Regions from separate parts of the Homo sapiens genome. Here region 2 is linked to region 1. A link is a loop called in an ENCODE intact Hi-C map of the cell type or tissue named here. Cell type or tissue: MCF 10A. All regions are shown on one strand. Links, peaks and the distances in the headings refer to the core of each region. The heading gives the core; the rest is flanking DNA.

Region 1 (8,345 bases), core at 197-8,196:
AAATACAAAAATTAGCCAGATGCTGTGGCACATGCCTGGTAGTCCCAGATACTCAAAAGCTGAGGCAGGAGAATCACTTGAGCCTGGGAGGTGGAGGTTGCAGTGAGCCGAGATCGTGCCACTGAACTCCAGCCTGGGTGACAGGGCAAGAACTTGTATCAAAAAAAAAAAAAAAAAAGAACAAAATGATTAGTTGCTATGAGAATTAAATGAGATAATATTTATAAAGTGGCATGCACAGTAGCTCGTTCCCTACACTACACACGTTTTCTTTCCTTTACACACATATATATTTTTGAGACAGAGTCTCGTTCTTGTCTCCCAGGCTGGAGTGTAGTGGCGTGATCTCATCTCACTGCAAGCTCTGTCTCCTGGGTTCAAGTGACTCTCCTGCCTCAGCCTCCCGAGTAGCTGGGATTACAGGCATCTGCCACCACGCCCGGCTAATTTTTGTATTTTTAGTAGAGACGAGGTTTCACCATGTTGGCTAGGCTGGTCTGGAACTCCTGACCTCAGGTGATCTGCTGGCCTCGGCATCCCAAAGTGCTGGGATTACAGGCGTGAGCCACCACGCCCGGCCTCTTTCCTTTATATTAATGTCTACATATCAGGTTTACATAGTTATAATGTTTATGTCCATACCATGTTGTGATCTGCCTTTTTCACTTAACTTACCACATACTTACCACTTTAATGCCTAAATAGCATTCCATCTGGTCGATAGACTACATTTTTAAGACATTCTACCATTATTGAACATTTGGATTGTTTTCAGTTTTTCACCATTATAAACAGCTGGGCTTGGAATGATCTTACACAGTTTTTCACCTTCTATCCCCTTGTTCCTTTGGGGATTGTTTCTTCGGAATGTGGTCTCAGCAATGGGGGCAGAGGTATAAAGAGCTTTCAAACCAAATTGCTCTCCAGAGAAATACCACCAGTTCAGTGTGTCTGCATGTCATCAGTGATGGGGAGACAATATTATTTTTTATTTTTAAAAGACGGGGTCTCACTCTGTTGCCCAGGCTGGAGGTGCAGTGGCACAATCATAGCTCACTGCAGCCTTGAACTCTTGGCCTCAAGTGATTCTCCTGATTCAGCTCCCTAAAGCTCTGGGATTACAGGCCTGAGCCACTGCACCCCATCGAGTCTATACTATTGGGAAAAAAACGTGGTTTAACTCTTCTCTCCAGGCATAGAAAAGCAACTTGAGAATTCTTGGCTGAAACTTCCTTCCCCACCCCTACTTACCCCACCCTGTCTTCTGCACTGTTAGTGCTTTCCTGGCCTTTTCTTTCTGTCTTTTTTTTTTTTTTTGCAAAGTCTTGCTCTGTTGCCCAGGCTGAAGTGCCTTGGTAGGATCTCAGGTCACTGCAGCCTCTGCCTCCTGGGTTCAACAGAGAGGATCATGCCTCAGCCTCCCAGGTAGCTGGGATGACAGGCACACACCACCACACCTGGCTAATTTTTGTATTTTTAGTAGACATGGGGTTTCACCATGTTGGCCAGGCTGGTCTTGAACTCCTGACCTCAGATGATCCACCCGTCTCGGCCTCCCAACGTGCTAGGATTACAGGCATGAGTCACCGTGCCTGGCCTTCCTGGCCTTTTTCTAACTTACTCTTTCTGTGCAGAATCTTGGAGCAGAAATGGCCATGCTGATACACAACAGGACAAACAGTTTCTGCATATCAATACTAGGCAAAATCTCACAAAACCCACACACAGAAGTGGGAACATGAAAAGTCCTTCGCCAAATCAAACATTGGAGATACACAAATTCATGGACAAAAAGGTGATTTTGGTATCAAAGATTAGCTAATAAGAAAAGACTGTCTTTTTTTTTTTTTTTTTTTAGCGAGAAAAGTCTGACTCTGGATCTGTGAATCCATATCCTTGAATTTGAACATTTAGCCCACTGGATTTGGGGTGCCTGTCCTGACTTCTGTTACAAATAGTCAATGATTTAATTATAATAAGTAATTAAAAAAATATCAAGACCCTTTGCCTCCATTCACTATCTTATTTAATCCTCAGAACAACCCCTGGAGCGAACTCTATTAGCCCCTTTTTGCAGAGGAGGAAACTGAGGCTTAGAAAGACCATTTAACTTGCTTGGAGTCACACAGCTGGGAAGTACCAGAGCTATGATATGAACTCAAGTCTGTCTGATTTGAAGGCCTTTGTACTTGATCTTGTTCTGCCTCTCATATTCTTCTCATTTATGAGATGGTGACTTACAACCTGCCACACTAACTCCAGTGTTGTTTTAAGGATCAAATGAGATTAAAAATACTCCCAAAGTGCCTTGTAAAAAATGAACAAAACATTACACAAATAACATATGCACTTTGTAACTGAAAGGCATTGAGATCACTTGGATTTAATTTAGCTACAGTGATTCTGTAGGACTCTACCAGCCACAAAACCGGCTCAGCCCTAGGCTTTCTGGAGATACTCAGTAGCTTTGGTCCTAAGAATAATTTCTGATGGCTGGGCATGGTGGCTCACACCTGTAATCCCAGCACTTTGGGAGGCCGAGGTGGGCAGATTACTTGAGGTCAGGAGTTCGAGAACAGCCTGTCCAATGTGGCGAAACCCCATCTCTACTAAAAATACAAAAATTAGCATGCCCTGGTGGTGCGCACCTGTAGTCTCAGCTACTTGGGAGGCTGAGGCAGGAGAATTACTTCAACCCGGGAGGTGGAGTTTGCAGTAAGCCGAGATGGCGCCACTGTTTTCTAGCCTGGGTGCCAGAGTGAGACTCTGTCTCAAAAAAAAAAAAAAAAAATTTCTGAGAATGGATCCTGATTATGATTACACTGCGATATTTGCAAATGCAATGCTTACCTGTATGAGACTCACTTGTATTGATGTTTCTGTTCATGATGGTTTTGTGCATATTTTAAGGGAGCCAGAGTACCAGGTGTGGTACTCAGAGACTGTCCTAGAATACTCAGAGAATAATCAGGGAAAGCCAACTATTCTACCTCAGGTCTTTGTTATAGGTGGGTTATTGAGGCAATGTGATAGCAACTGATGGAGGCACTTTCTCTCCCACTTCCTCTGCTAAGAGAGAAACCTGGAGTTAGACACATTGCATTCAGAGACTGTTAACATTGAAAGAGGCCTTGGACATCCTTTCATTGGACATCAGTCCCCCTTTCTCATTTCTTATTTTTGGAATATAGCTTAAATGTGTTTGTTAAAAATGCATGCACTGTCCTGTATGTGGAAAAAAGAAGGCAAATTATGTGCGGAGTGTTGTATGAGACTCTCTCAAAGAAAGCTGTGGTCCAAAATGCCATCAGGCATCCCAGTGTATGCTGCCCATTCCTGTGGGTGACACACCTGCCTGAGTATGACGTGCCTCCCTGCCCCTTGCAGGCATAGTTTCATTTAATTCTGATAGAATCCTATGAGGTAGCTACTATCATTATCCCCATACTACAGACAAAGAACTCGAGGCCTAGAGAGGTTAACGAATCTGCCCCAGGGTCCATAGTTACTCCATGAAACTATTGGGTATATTCACCTCCCAAAAGAAAAAAATGGGCAAGAGGTTGGGGTTGAGAGTTGAGACAGACTTCTAGTTCTCACTCTGCCACTAACTACCTGTATGACTTTGGGCAAGTCTTTCCAGCTCTATTTCATCATCCATTCATCAGTTACTGTGCTGGTTGTTTCCTGGCTTTACATTCAATTCCTTTTTCTGAAATCCTTACAGTTATTTGTGATTACTTGTAACTGGAGTTAAACTTTAGTTGTCCAGAAAAATAAAAATAGAAATGCAAAGTATCAAGGTGCTCCCAAATCAAACATACAGATGGCAGAGATCATCACAGAAATGACAATAAGGACCCTTTTTCCTGTTTGGCAAAGCTGAGTGTTGCTGCCACCTAGCGAGTAAAAGGAAGATGGCTATCATGCAAGGTCAGGCCCTTCTGTGGAGGCCCAGGGAAAAAGACCAGAAATCATCCAGTTTACCAAATATTAATAACTTATGAGATTTCACTAATATGTTAAAATTGCAGCATTTGCTTCAGTATATGCAAGCCAATATCTCTTCCGTTGAGAAAAATGGGATCAGGAGAAGAGCTACTCTGGGCAGTGTTAAGTAGGAGTTATTAAAGAGGAGGTCTTTAAGTAGGAGGTCTTTAAGTGTTAAGTAGGAAGTCTTTGGTTTCCTCCAAACATCTGCTTACACTGTGTCCTTTCCTACTGATCCTCTCCCTCTCCCAGCTGGAATCCTAGAACCCTAAGTCTGAGCAGGAAGGAACCATCATCAGAGAATTTCTAAGGCAGCCCGGGTCATAGCACAGAAGAAAACGGATTTGACCAAGGTCACAAAGGTAGTTAACATAGGCAAGACTGACAGAAGACTAGTCTCAGAACTCTGAAACCTGGTCTGATCAAATCCACCCAAAATGGATGAGATTAGATATTTGCAAAATCACCTTCAGTCTGGAGCAATATTAGGAGATACCATCAATGATATGAACATATATAAGGAAGCCAAGTCGTTCTGGTAGGGAGAAATGGGTGGTCTGGCTGGAAATCTGGAGAAACTGAAGCTGTTGGGAGCTTCAGGCACTAGAAGATGCTCTCTACTGGGATGAGGGAAGAAATCTCTCATCAGGACTCAGAGAGGTCAGGCTGAGTATAAAGGCCCCCCAGTCAACAGATCTCAATCTTCATCAGATACATTCCCACCCATCAGGGAGTGCCCAGGGCTCCCAGTGCACCAGATCTAATCTTACGGTTTCCTCTGCTATTAGGAAAGAATATCAGAAGTGAGATGAGAAGCAAAGCTTATTGCAGGATAACTTGAATCTGCTAGAATGTATTTTTAAAAATCAAAATATTTTATTATTATTATTAATCATTTGCAGCAAACTCACAGCTCCTAGTTTGGATGGCCCCCATTCTTGCAATGATTCCTTTTTTTTTTTTTCGAGACAGATTCTGGTTTTGTCGCCCAGGCTTGAGTGCAGTGGCACAATTATGGCTCACTGCAACCTCCTCTGCCTCCCGGGTTCAAGTGAGAGGCTCATGCCTCAGCCTCCCAAGTAGCTGGGATTACAGGCGCATGACACCATACCCAGCTAATTTTTTAAAATATTTCTAGTAGAGATGGGTTTTCACCATGTTGGCCAGGCTGGTTGGTCTCAAACTCCTGGCCTCAAGTGATCTGCCTGCCTTGGCCTCCCAAAGTGCTGGGATTACAGGCTTGAGCCACTGTGCCCAGCCTGGAATAGCTCTTTGCACTGTCAACAACCTAAGTAATAACAATAATGATGATAATAATAGCTGATATCACCAAGGGCATTCATTGTGTTAGGGACTTTCCAGTCGTTATCTCATATATCTGACAATAGCCCAATGAAGTCATAATTATTATGACCCCTATTTTATAGCTGAGTAAGTTGAGGCTCAGAAAGCAGTTTGCCCAAGGTCACATAGCTCTCCCTGACCATCTCAGCTCTTAATCACTGCCCTATACTCACTGAAGGCTTGGCTTCTGAGATGCACTAATACCAGGAGGCAGGAGGTGAGTGTATCCTCTAACTAGTGGACATGTATATTTTTAACTCTAGGAAGAGATTCCCTCCTTGCCATCCCTAGACTTTGTTGTAAATTAACACATAGGCATTCCAGGATTACAGCCTCTCCTCAGGAAACTGATGGATCACTTGGTAGGCTAGTTGCCTGTAAGGGGAGAGATTACCTCTGGAAAACATTTTCCCTAATGTACAGAAAATTGTTTTCTGGGTGGGGATAGAGCGGGAGACAAACTGTAGGAGGATAGGTGACTAATTAAGGGGAAGAATTTTTGATTATCTGTTGTTTCAGATTATCAGAGTAATCGCTTCTGTCTATTAACATGGATAATTAAGAATTGACTGTGTAGTTAAGTAATTCAAACCTTCCTCTCTCACACACAAAATTCTCTTCAGTAATAAACAAGCATGCACAGAATTATTCACTGAAATAAATGGACTTCCTTCTTGTGTTTGTCAAATACAATCCCCTCTTCCTCTCACTGAATTACCAATTTAGATGAAGAGGTTCCTTAAACAAGAATCTATGTATGTATGTATGTATGTATGTATCTATTCATCTATCATCTGTTCTATATCTATGTAATATGAACCGAATATGCACTACAATGATTTTACTCTTGCTCTCACCTCCCCCCCCCCCTTTATTTTTGAGACAGTCTCGCTCTATTGCCCAGACTGGAGTGCAGTGGCACCATCTCGGCTCACTGCAAACGCCACCTCCTGGGTTCAAGCAATTCTCCTGCCTCAGCCTCCCAAGTAGCTGGGGTTACAGGCATGCACCACCACACCCGGCTATTTTTTTTTTTTTTTGTATTTTTAGTAGAGATGGGGTTTCACCATGCTGGCCAGGCTGGTCTCGAACTCTTGGCGTCAAGTAATCCACCCACCGTGGCCTCCCAAATCGCTGGGATTACAAGCATGAGCCACCATGCCTAGACCTCTCACGACCCTCTTTTGACATTTTTTTGGTTCCTTAGGCAAATAATATATACTAAATCAAGTATAATATTTTATGTTGTTACTCTATGGTTTTTCTTAAGGCAGAGAATAATTAACAGGACAGTTAGAAAATGTGAACAGGAAATAGTTGAATACAAGCTGAGAATGTTGCTAAAAAAGAGGAAGTGAGTTGGAAACTAAAGGAAGCTTTGTGTTTGGAGGGTCATCAAAGGAGAAAAGGGTTCTTTTAAAAAAAAAATAGAGGACTCACCTCATGCCTAGACTCCATGTACTAAGTCTGGAGTACAAGCAGAATTTTCAGCTGTTTCCGGAAACAAGCCTGAGGGGCACATAGACCACAAGTTCCCCTCCAGGGGTTGAGAGAATGTCTTACTTAACATGAAATTCTCCCATGTTTTCTAGCCTAGTGCTTGGCATGTTTTAGGTACCCAGTAAATATTTGGTAAGTCAAAATGAACTTTGTAATTGAGTTCCAGGCTTTGAGAATCAAGTTGGTGATTAAAAATCAAAACAAAACAAAACAACAGCAAAATAAATGAGAAATGATGGAGACTTCATTTTAGAGTGTGAAGGGAAGATTGCAAGGATAGTAAATGTTCTCATCTCATTTTATATGAATCATAACTGTAATAATGCAGGACATGTGGGCAGGTTTTCAGCGACTTGCTACAGCTCCCCTACAATCTAGCTATCTGCCTTTACTGTACAATTCACTCAAAAACAATTATTTAATTTAAAAAACTGCCTCTGATCATGCATGTGTGTGTGCATGCGTGTGTGTGTGCATGCATGTGTGTGTGTATGTTTGTATATGTAATTCAAAGAAGCTAGTACTAAAAAGAATTTTTAGAATTAGAGCAATTAAAAAAACCATTTATTTGTTTATTTATTTTGAGACAGAGTGTCACTCTGTTGCCCAGGCTGGGGTGCAATGGTGCAATAATAGCTCACTGCAGCCTCAAACTCCTGGGCACAAGTGATCCTCCCGCCTCAGCCTCTAGAGTAGCTGGAACTACAAGTGCGTGCCACCACACCTAGGTAGTCTTTAAAGTTTTTTTGCAGAGACAGGGTCTCTCTATGTTGTCCAGGCTTGTCTCAAACTCCTGGCCTCAAACAATCCTCCTGTCTCAGCCTCCTGAGTAGCTGGGATTATAGGCATGAGCCACTACACTCAGCTAGAATTAGGACAATTATTCCCACCAGAAGTCTGTGGTCACTACACAGTGTGCTGCGTGAGAAGTTTCAGGAGATCTACTCTTCTCTCTAGCTCCCCCATGCCTTTCTTCCCAAACAAGCAACTGCAACTTAAAATCCTTGTCTCTAGATGGCCCCTGTTGAAATTATGCATTTGGGAAGCAGTGGGTAGAAACCACCCAAAATCTTGGAAGGGAGCATTTATTATGTGCCAAGCATAGTGCTGGCAAATAAGCACATGAAAAGATGCTCAACATCATTAGTCATTCAGGAAATGCAAATTAAAGCCACAGTGAGATACCACTGCATACCTATTAGGATGGCTACAACTAAAACAAAGACAAAACTGTTCATATGAAACGCTGGCAAATTTGCAGGGTATTTGGACCTCTCATATATTTCTGATGAGAAGTCTTCAAGGAAAGCAGGATGAAAATGTGTAATAATTTGGTCTCTTGTCTAGAATGGAGCTTTTATCATCAAGGGCTAAAAAAAAAAAAAAAATGTGATATGCTGGGCGCAGTGGCTCACATCTGTAATCCCAGCACTTTGGAAGACTGAGGTGGGTGGATCACTTGAGGTCAGGAGTTCGAGACCAGCCTGGCCAACATGGCGAAACCCTGTCTC
Region 2 (8,345 bases), core at 58-8,057, 310 kb after region 1:
AACAAGGCAAACCAAAAGAGAGTACAGCAAAGGACATAACCAAGATAAAAATAAAAGTGGAGGTTTCCTTTGGAGGGAGTGGGCAGTGGCTTGAAAGGAGGCCTTGGGGAGGAGTGCCTCGGCGGTGCTGGTAATGCTCTATATCCTGAGCTGGCTGTTGATTACACAATTGTTTTCACTTTCTCACAATCCACTGAGCTGGAATTCACTCTCTCTAGAGAAAGAAAGTTTAAAAGGGCACAAATATTAAGTGGCCATCTCAGTGAATATATATATGTATAATATATAATATTATGTGTATAGTATATAATATTATATATTATATAATATATTATATACATATACATATTATATGTATATATATACACATATATACATGTAAATATATACATATATACATGTATATATATACATATTATATATAAATATATAATATGTATAATATATAATATATAATATATTTTTTAAAATTTTTTTAACAGAGAAGACCGTTTCTAAAAAAATTAAAAAATTATACATTATATATTATATATTATAAATATTAATAATATATATTATATATTATAATATATTATATAATAAATATATATTACATTATATATTTTATATAATTTTATATTATATATTTATATATTATATATTATTTATATTATATTATATGTTTTATATATATTATATATATTCTCTCTATATATATTCTCTATATATAGAGAGGGAGGGAGGGAGGGAGATATTTACATTTTTATGGGTACATAGTAAGCATATGTATTTATGGGGTATGTAAGATGGGGTACATAAGATATTTTGATATAGGCATGCAATGTGAAATAAGCACATCATGGAGAATGGCATGGTACTGGCATAAAAACAGACACATAGACCAATGGAACAGAATAGAGAACCCAGAAACAAATCCACACACCTACAGGGAACTCATTTTCAACAAAGGTGCCAAGAACATACGCTGTGACCTTTTAAACTTCATTGAAGAATTTCCCCAAAAAGAGAAACTGTAATTTTATTATTCTGTTTCCCCCAGTACATTGTTCTCCCTCTGATGCTTAGCACAGTATCTTTCACAGAGCAGGCACTCAATAAATGTGGAATTGCCTTTAATGGCTTTATATGTTTCACCATTGAACCTGCCATTATTGGAATGTGAGGCCATAGATAATGAGAGTAATAGTAATGGTTTAAACACATACAGCACTTTATAATTCAAAGCTCTGAATCCCTGACTTTCATGTAAGTGGAACAGGTTGCCTGGATCCATTAATTATGTGGACCAGATGTACATGTGGAGGTCTCCTGACCTGGAAATGGTGGCTATTCCAGTGATAACGACAAAGTAGGGTAACAACATACTATACTCATCTAGGTTGACCATCCATCCTGGTTTGCATGGGACTACCCCGCTTTTAGCATTAAAAGTCCCATGTCCCAGGAAATTCCTCGTTCCCAGGCAAACCAGGACAGCTGGTCACATTATATCACTTTATGTGCATGATCTCATTAGCCTTCACAATAACCTTATCAGGGAGGGACTATTATTATTTTTATTTTACTGATGAGAAACTGGAGGCTCAGAGGGGTGAAGTCACCTGTGTAAGGTCATGCAGCTAGAAAGTAGTGGAGTCTCGACTTTAGCCCTCTTTGGACTGAATCCAAAGTCAACATTCTTTCCACTCTTCTGCAGCTGCAGAGAGCCAAAAGAGATAGACGACGGCAGTCAGTGGGGACTGAATTACTGAAGTTATCCTATTGGAAAGGACATTCTTCAACTTGTCCAGAGAATGACAGAGAGATTCAAGACCAGCTGGGAGAAGTGCAAATTGGGATAGCTCCCTTGGCCCAGAGCCAAAAGCTATGGTTTAGTGCAGTCATTCTGGACAAGGGGTTGATTAAAACCTTCAAATATGAACAAATGTTGCAGAGTTCTCCCTAGGTAGAGAAGCAAATCCCAATGACCTATTAAATTCATTAGCAAAGAGCTAAATTCCCTGAGGACTTGGAGCAGCTCCTCTGAGTACAGTTTCTAGATAACTTACCAAGCAGGGTGGCCAACTCCACCCAGAGTGGAAATTCAGAATCACAGTTACGGTTTGAGATAATTGATGTCAGTTTTTTCCAAATGACCCACAAAGACTGTTTTCTGATCTTTCAAGTTCATTAAGTCCAGGTTCCTATTATAGACCCAAAGATTCAGGAGGAAATGCAGGGTTGGAAGCTCCAGGATGGAACTTTCAGGAAGCACCTGGACAGAAATAGCGAAAGATGAACATGATAACAAGTAAACAAAGGGCACAGAAGCAGCAATGCCTTCCCAAACCAGCGAAAGAGCATAGAAAATTATATTCAAGAGCTGCCCTGGTGGGATATTCTGAGGTGTGCAATAAGCACATCATTTGAACCTCATTAGTTTCCCAGAAGCACAGCTGGGAATATCTCAACTCTCCATTAATGCAATTTAGCGTGTCCTACCTAAGTGCTCTGCCCCCTGGCAGGTAGAGCAAATCTCAGTATTAACATGCGTGTTCATATCACTGACATTAAGTTTCATTTCACCCTCAAAAGCCAAAGGACGATCAGTCTTCGATATTCTGTTAGCTAATCCCATAACATATAATCATGCAGAAGGTTTCAGAAATTCAGGTGTGCTTTCCTGCTTATAAGCCAACACACTTTGTGACACAAATAATAACAAATAATCAACAGATATTTTAACCAGGCAGAAGTCCATCCAATGGATTATTCAGCCTTGGTTATTATTCTCTGTTACCTGAAGCTGATGGAGTTGGTAATTCTGAATAAACTGAAGAGCACCATTGTCACCCACTTCCTAAAGGAAAGTACCAGCTTTCAGAAGGACAATGCCCATGTCTGAGCCATCTCTGTATTTTATCATGCCTAGCACAGCAACCTAGTTCAGTAAATTTTTTCCCCAAAAAATAAATGAATGAAAATAGCATTGTGTCACTGACCAATTGATATTACTCTTGGCCAACAAATAAAACAAATGAACTTTACAGATTGTTTTTGGACCTTCTCAAGACTGGAATAGCTAACCTCCTCTGATATCCCATGACGCCATGGGCTTCCCCTATCTCCTTGACACCAAGTCACAGCACAGGTCACTTTGTGTTTATCCCAGGTGACTATTTCTTTGTCTGTCTTCCCCACTAGACTATGAGCTAGGTCTGCCGTGATCATCACTGCATCCCCAATGCTATGTTTGTGAATGACTGGTTGCATGAAATATTAATTCTACTCTATGTTCCAGAAGCACTAGTTTGAGGCTAAGGAATAATCAATTTACCACTCTTTCCCCAGGTGCCCTTGCTCATCCAACTGTGTGACCTTGGGTAAACAGCTCAGCTTCCTGGGAGCCAGTGTCAGTTAGAGTAGTGGGCTCGGGGATGGACCTGCAAGGGGGTGCAGGGCATTCCCTGATACTAGGGCTCTGAGGAGGGACCTAAGGCTGGAGGCAAGAGTAGATTGCTCCTCCTGAACAAAGTTGAAAGGGGGAGGCTTGGTTTTCTGGTGATAAGGTATAGAGCCTTTGGCTTCAGATAGATGAAGGCTTAAGGTATATCTCCAGCACTTATGACTAACTTTGGACAATTAACCCCATCCCTCTGAGCTTTATTTCTTTATCACGGCTCATTTTGGCATCTTACCCTAACCATTGTGTATCCTCAAGGTGAATTCATAATTTTGTGTGCATGCGTATTTGGAATTTTAAAATAATATTTGAACAATAAAGGCTACCATTTACTGAGCACTCAACATGTGGTGGGCTCTGGGCTAAGTGCCTTAGATACATCATCTCATTATATCAGCAAAATAACCCTTGGAGGCAAGAATTAGTGTGCTATTTGACAGATAAAGAAATTAATTCTTGGAGTGGTTTAGTAAGTGGTCCAGCCCATGCAGCTGGGTAAGTTGAAGAACAGGGATGCAAGCCTGGTTTTGTCTGACTCCAAAATCTCATCCTCTTAACTGGTACACTAACTGCTGTAATTAAAAGATATTAAAACGGAAACATGTAAAAGCCAAAGTACAAAGTAAATAAATAGAAGAGCTTTTGCTTTCTGTTGAAGGGCCATTAGTTCCAGGCCCATTCTGATGTCAAATGGAAAAAATAATAAGGTTGGTCCATCAGTTAGCAGAAACAAACAGACCACTTTTCCAGTATGCTGGTCCTTTCTCCCCATTACTAGCTAAAATGATTACCATCCACTCAACCACTTTAATGACTCCTGACTCAGAGCTTTCATTTGGCTCTCTTTTTACCCATAAGATATCAAAATATTATGTAGCTAAAAAGTTCTCTCTGAAAGAACTTTGCAAACTTTTTTTTTAAAGCAGAAGTCATCAGTTATCAGTCTTCTAAAGCCAGGAATTCTTTCAAAATTCTATAAGATCTTTTGTCAAATGAATTTAGCTCTGAATGAAGGAAATACTAAGCGCCCTTCACACTGTCCTTCCCCGGAGAGTTTCAGACCTCATGGACGCTGTGTAACATTGGGAATGACTTTGGTGACTAAAACTGGTCCTGTTGCCCTAGTTTCAGGACAAAATTTGCAAACTGCTTAGGTGTCAGGGGAAGCACATTTTAGTCAAACCAAGCACAATTTCCATCCTGTTAGAGACAAGCCAATTACTGTGCCAGGTTAGAGAAGAAAGGAGACAGGCCACAGGCACAGAGGCTTGCATCGTCTATGCACAGGTCTATGCTTTGGGGGCTCTGCTGCTCTCTGCTGGCCACAGGCTGTTGCTGTAGTCGCCGAGGAAGTGATTCATTCAAAGTGCTGCTTCTGGGGTTTCTCCTACTATTGTCACTACCACTAAATAGTACCTTTTATTGAGTGCCCTTTCGGTGCCAGGTTCTGAGCTAGGTGCCACGTTCTGAGCTAGGTGCCACGGAGTCAGAGATGACAAGTTTTGGTCCTCATCCTTGGCAAGCTCAGTCTAGTGGGGAAGATAGATTCTCAAACAGAGAATTATAATAAAGTGCAGCAAATGCCGAAAGAGAGTGTGAGAAAAATCCTTGCTTTCCCTCAATCAGCAGTACTGAGTTCCTACTCTGTGTCAACTGTCTAGTGAGGTTCTGGGAAAATAAGCACAGAACTTTATAGGTGTAGCTGTCCACTCAGTACATGTCTCATCTCATTTCATCATCACAACAAATCCGTGAGGTTTACAGGGCAGATAGTAATAGCCCTATTATATAGATTAGGAAGCTGAGACTCAGAGAGGTTGCATGAGTTGCCAAATGTAACACAGCTAGGTGCTAGGTTATAGAGGCTTGGACTCGATGGACTTCAAATTCACTCTCTTTACTGCTGCACCACACTGCTTGGTGCTGCTTACTGAGAGGTTGGTAGGGTAATGGTTAAGACTAAGTGCTCCTAGAGTCAGGCTGCCTGGGTCCACTCTGACTGTACCACTCTCTTGCATCAGGCAAATTACTTAGCTTCTCTGTGCCTCATTTTCTCCATCTTTTAAATGAGAAGAATAACAGTACTTAACTTACGAGATTATTTTGAGGACCAAATAAGTAAATGCTTATGTCAGTCATATAATAAACAATAAATGTCAGCTCTTTTATTATTATTATTATAAAGATGGGGGTCTCACTATGCTGCCCAGGCTGGCCTTGAACTACTGGGCTCAAACTACCCTCCCACCTCAGCCTCCCAAAATGCTGGGATTACAGGCATTAGCCACTGCACCCAGCGGTCAGCTGTTAATATTACTGTCAACACGTGAGGCAGAACAACTTGGGGCAAGTAGGAAGAAGAGATGTAGATCAAGGAAGGTGCTAAGTGCTGCTAAAGTAACATCTGATTAGTTATTCTTGCTTGATTAACAGGAAAAACCCTTCCAGCTCTCTATACAGAGTCCACTCTGATAGCTCATTTTTCCAGTCCTCCAGGGACAGCCCCTCTTCTCCTTGTCTCCAAGAGTACCCGCACAAGTAATGGGGCTACAGAAAGTGGAAGAACTAATTCTGCCCTGGATAGGTGACCTCTGCCTTTGTAGGGTTGGGGGCAGAATAAAACTGTCAGAAGGACCAGGATTTGTAAAAGCGTCTATTGTAGAGGATTTATAATTGAATGAGTCATCTTATCCATATCTTTAAAACAGGGCCAGTATGGGTTAGTACTAGAAATATGAGCAGAGACTTAATTATATAGTGATATTTAAATTGGATCTTCCTTCTATGTCAATACTCTGGGATGCCATGGCAATCCCCTTCTCCCACTTGGCTGCTTTTCCTCAATTCGCTCTGACAGCTCCTCTTTTGGCTCCTCCATGAGCTCTTCTACCACCCCTTAAATGCTAGTGTTCCCCAGGGATCTTTGCTTGGCCTCCAGTCCTCACACACTACACTCTTTTTCTATGTAATTGCATCATTTCCCACAACATAAATGACCATCTATTTCCAAGTTGATAACTCCAAAATCTCTGTCTCCTGCCAAGACATCTGCCCAAGCTCCAACCTCATAATCTACCTGTCTGCTAGATATCAGCACCTAGAGGCCCCACAGGCAACAGTCCCTGCCAAATGTGTTTCTTCACTTGTGTTCTCTACATTATTTTCTGACATCAGCATTAACCTAGCCAGTCAACGTAGGCACTTGGAAGTCATTCTTTTTTATTGAGATATCACATACCATAATATTTGCCTTTTTAAACTGTACAATTCAGTGCTTTTTAGTAAATTTACAAAGTTTCTCAACCAGTCCCACAATCTTGTTTTAGGACATTTCATCACACCCGAAAAAGTTCTGCTTGTCCATTAACAGTCACTCCCCATCGTCCCCTCTCCCAGTCTCTGGAAACAATGAATCTGTGTTCTGTCTCCTTGGATTTGCCTATTCTGTATATTTCACATAAATGCAATTGTACAATTTATGGTATTTTGTGATGGCTTCTTTCACTTAGCATAATGTTTTCATGGTTCATCTATGTTGTAGCATGTATCAGTCCTTCATTCCTTTATGTGGCTGAAAAATATTCCATTGCATAGATTTATCACATTTTCTTTATTTATCAGGCAACTGACATTTGAGCTGTTTCCACTTTTGGGCTACTATGAATAATGCTGCTATGAACATCCACATACAAGTTTTTGTGTGGACATATGTTTTACTTAGTTTTAGAGTTGCTGAGTATATACCCAAGATTAGAATTGCTGGGTCATTTGGTAACTGTACGTTTAAGCTTTTGAGGAACTGCCAAACTATTTTTCAAAGTGAGCACACCATTTTACAACCCTACCAGCAATGTATGATGGTTCAAATTTCTGTAGGAGTCATTCTTGATTCCTCCCTCTCTCTCAGTCCACACAGATAGTCAATCACCCAAGTCTTGCCAATTTAACAACCTAAACCTCTCTCAGTACTGCAACTGCTGCTCTTGGTCAGTTCTACATCATCTTTCACCTGGACTATTGTAATAGCCTTCAAGCTGGTTCTTGCCTCTGGCTACTCATCCACCTGTACCAGCATGAGCTTTCTAAAAACAAGCCCCAAAGAATGTCAATTCCCTGTTTGAAACCCTTTAATGCAGTGACTCTCAACCCTGCCTGCACAGTAGAATCACCTGGACAGATTTCAGATATCCTGATGCCAGGGCTGCACCCCAAGCTGATTAAATCAGAATATCCAGGTTTGGCATCCAGACATCAGTATTGCTAAAGCTCCCGAAGAGATTTCAATATGTAGCCAAAAACAGAAACATTGCTTTAGTGACTCCCTACTGCCCATAAGATGAAGTTCAAGCTCCCTAGCGTGACCCACGGGTCCTTCATCATCTGACTCCTGCCCACCTATTTATCTGCATCTTGTACCCCTCCCTGCATCACACGTAATACCCCAGCTGTACTGATCTGCATGTGGCCTCCAGCAGAAACATATCTTTCTTCCCTGTCTTCTCTGCCTGGAATGTCCTTCTCAGCTCTCTTTGCCTCGGGAGCTCCCTCCTACTCATTCCTTAGGATTCAACATCTCTAGAAACTCTTCCTTTATCATGTCCTTTTTGTCCTGTGTACTCCTTCAGCGCTATTGGAATTGTTTGTCTTCCCCAGAAGACTGGGAACCACCCCATCCCCCACCCACAGTTTAGCACCTGAAATTTATCATGCCCTCTAAGTAAGAGCTTTTGGGTAAGTGAATGAATTAATTAATGTCCTTGAAAGAGTTGCAACACAGCATTTTGTTGTGTACCATCTTAACAATCAGACCCTGAAGGCATCTGGGCCAGAGTAGACAAGGACCTCAACCATGAAGAAATGGCCCGGTGTACCCAACCCCACCATACCAGCACACAGCTTCTCT

What was found. Peaks named below come from ENCODE experiments on the same cell type or tissue, not always from the same donor. Only the 100,000 strongest peaks of a DNase experiment are listed, where the experiment ranks them.
Region 2: it touches region 1 in a loop (6-fold over the local background); 13 of 110 quality-filtered maps call a loop at or near these places.

Annotation. Positions count from the first base shown.
Region 1 is chrX:136,264,745-136,273,089 of GRCh38, forward strand. No RefSeq gene overlaps it. Among named protein-coding and RNA genes, the nearest start is that of MAP7D3, 18 kb to the left of the region's middle. In MCF 10A, for the core only: a CTCF peak has its summit at 3,900 (motif pointing left); a DNase peak (open chromatin) is centred at 3,907.
Region 2 is chrX:136,573,005-136,581,349 of GRCh38, forward strand. No RefSeq gene overlaps it. Among named protein-coding and RNA genes, the nearest start is that of MIR934, 26 kb to the left of the region's middle. In MCF 10A, for the core only: a CTCF peak has its summit at 4,767 (motif pointing left); no DNase peak of the experiment used is centred there.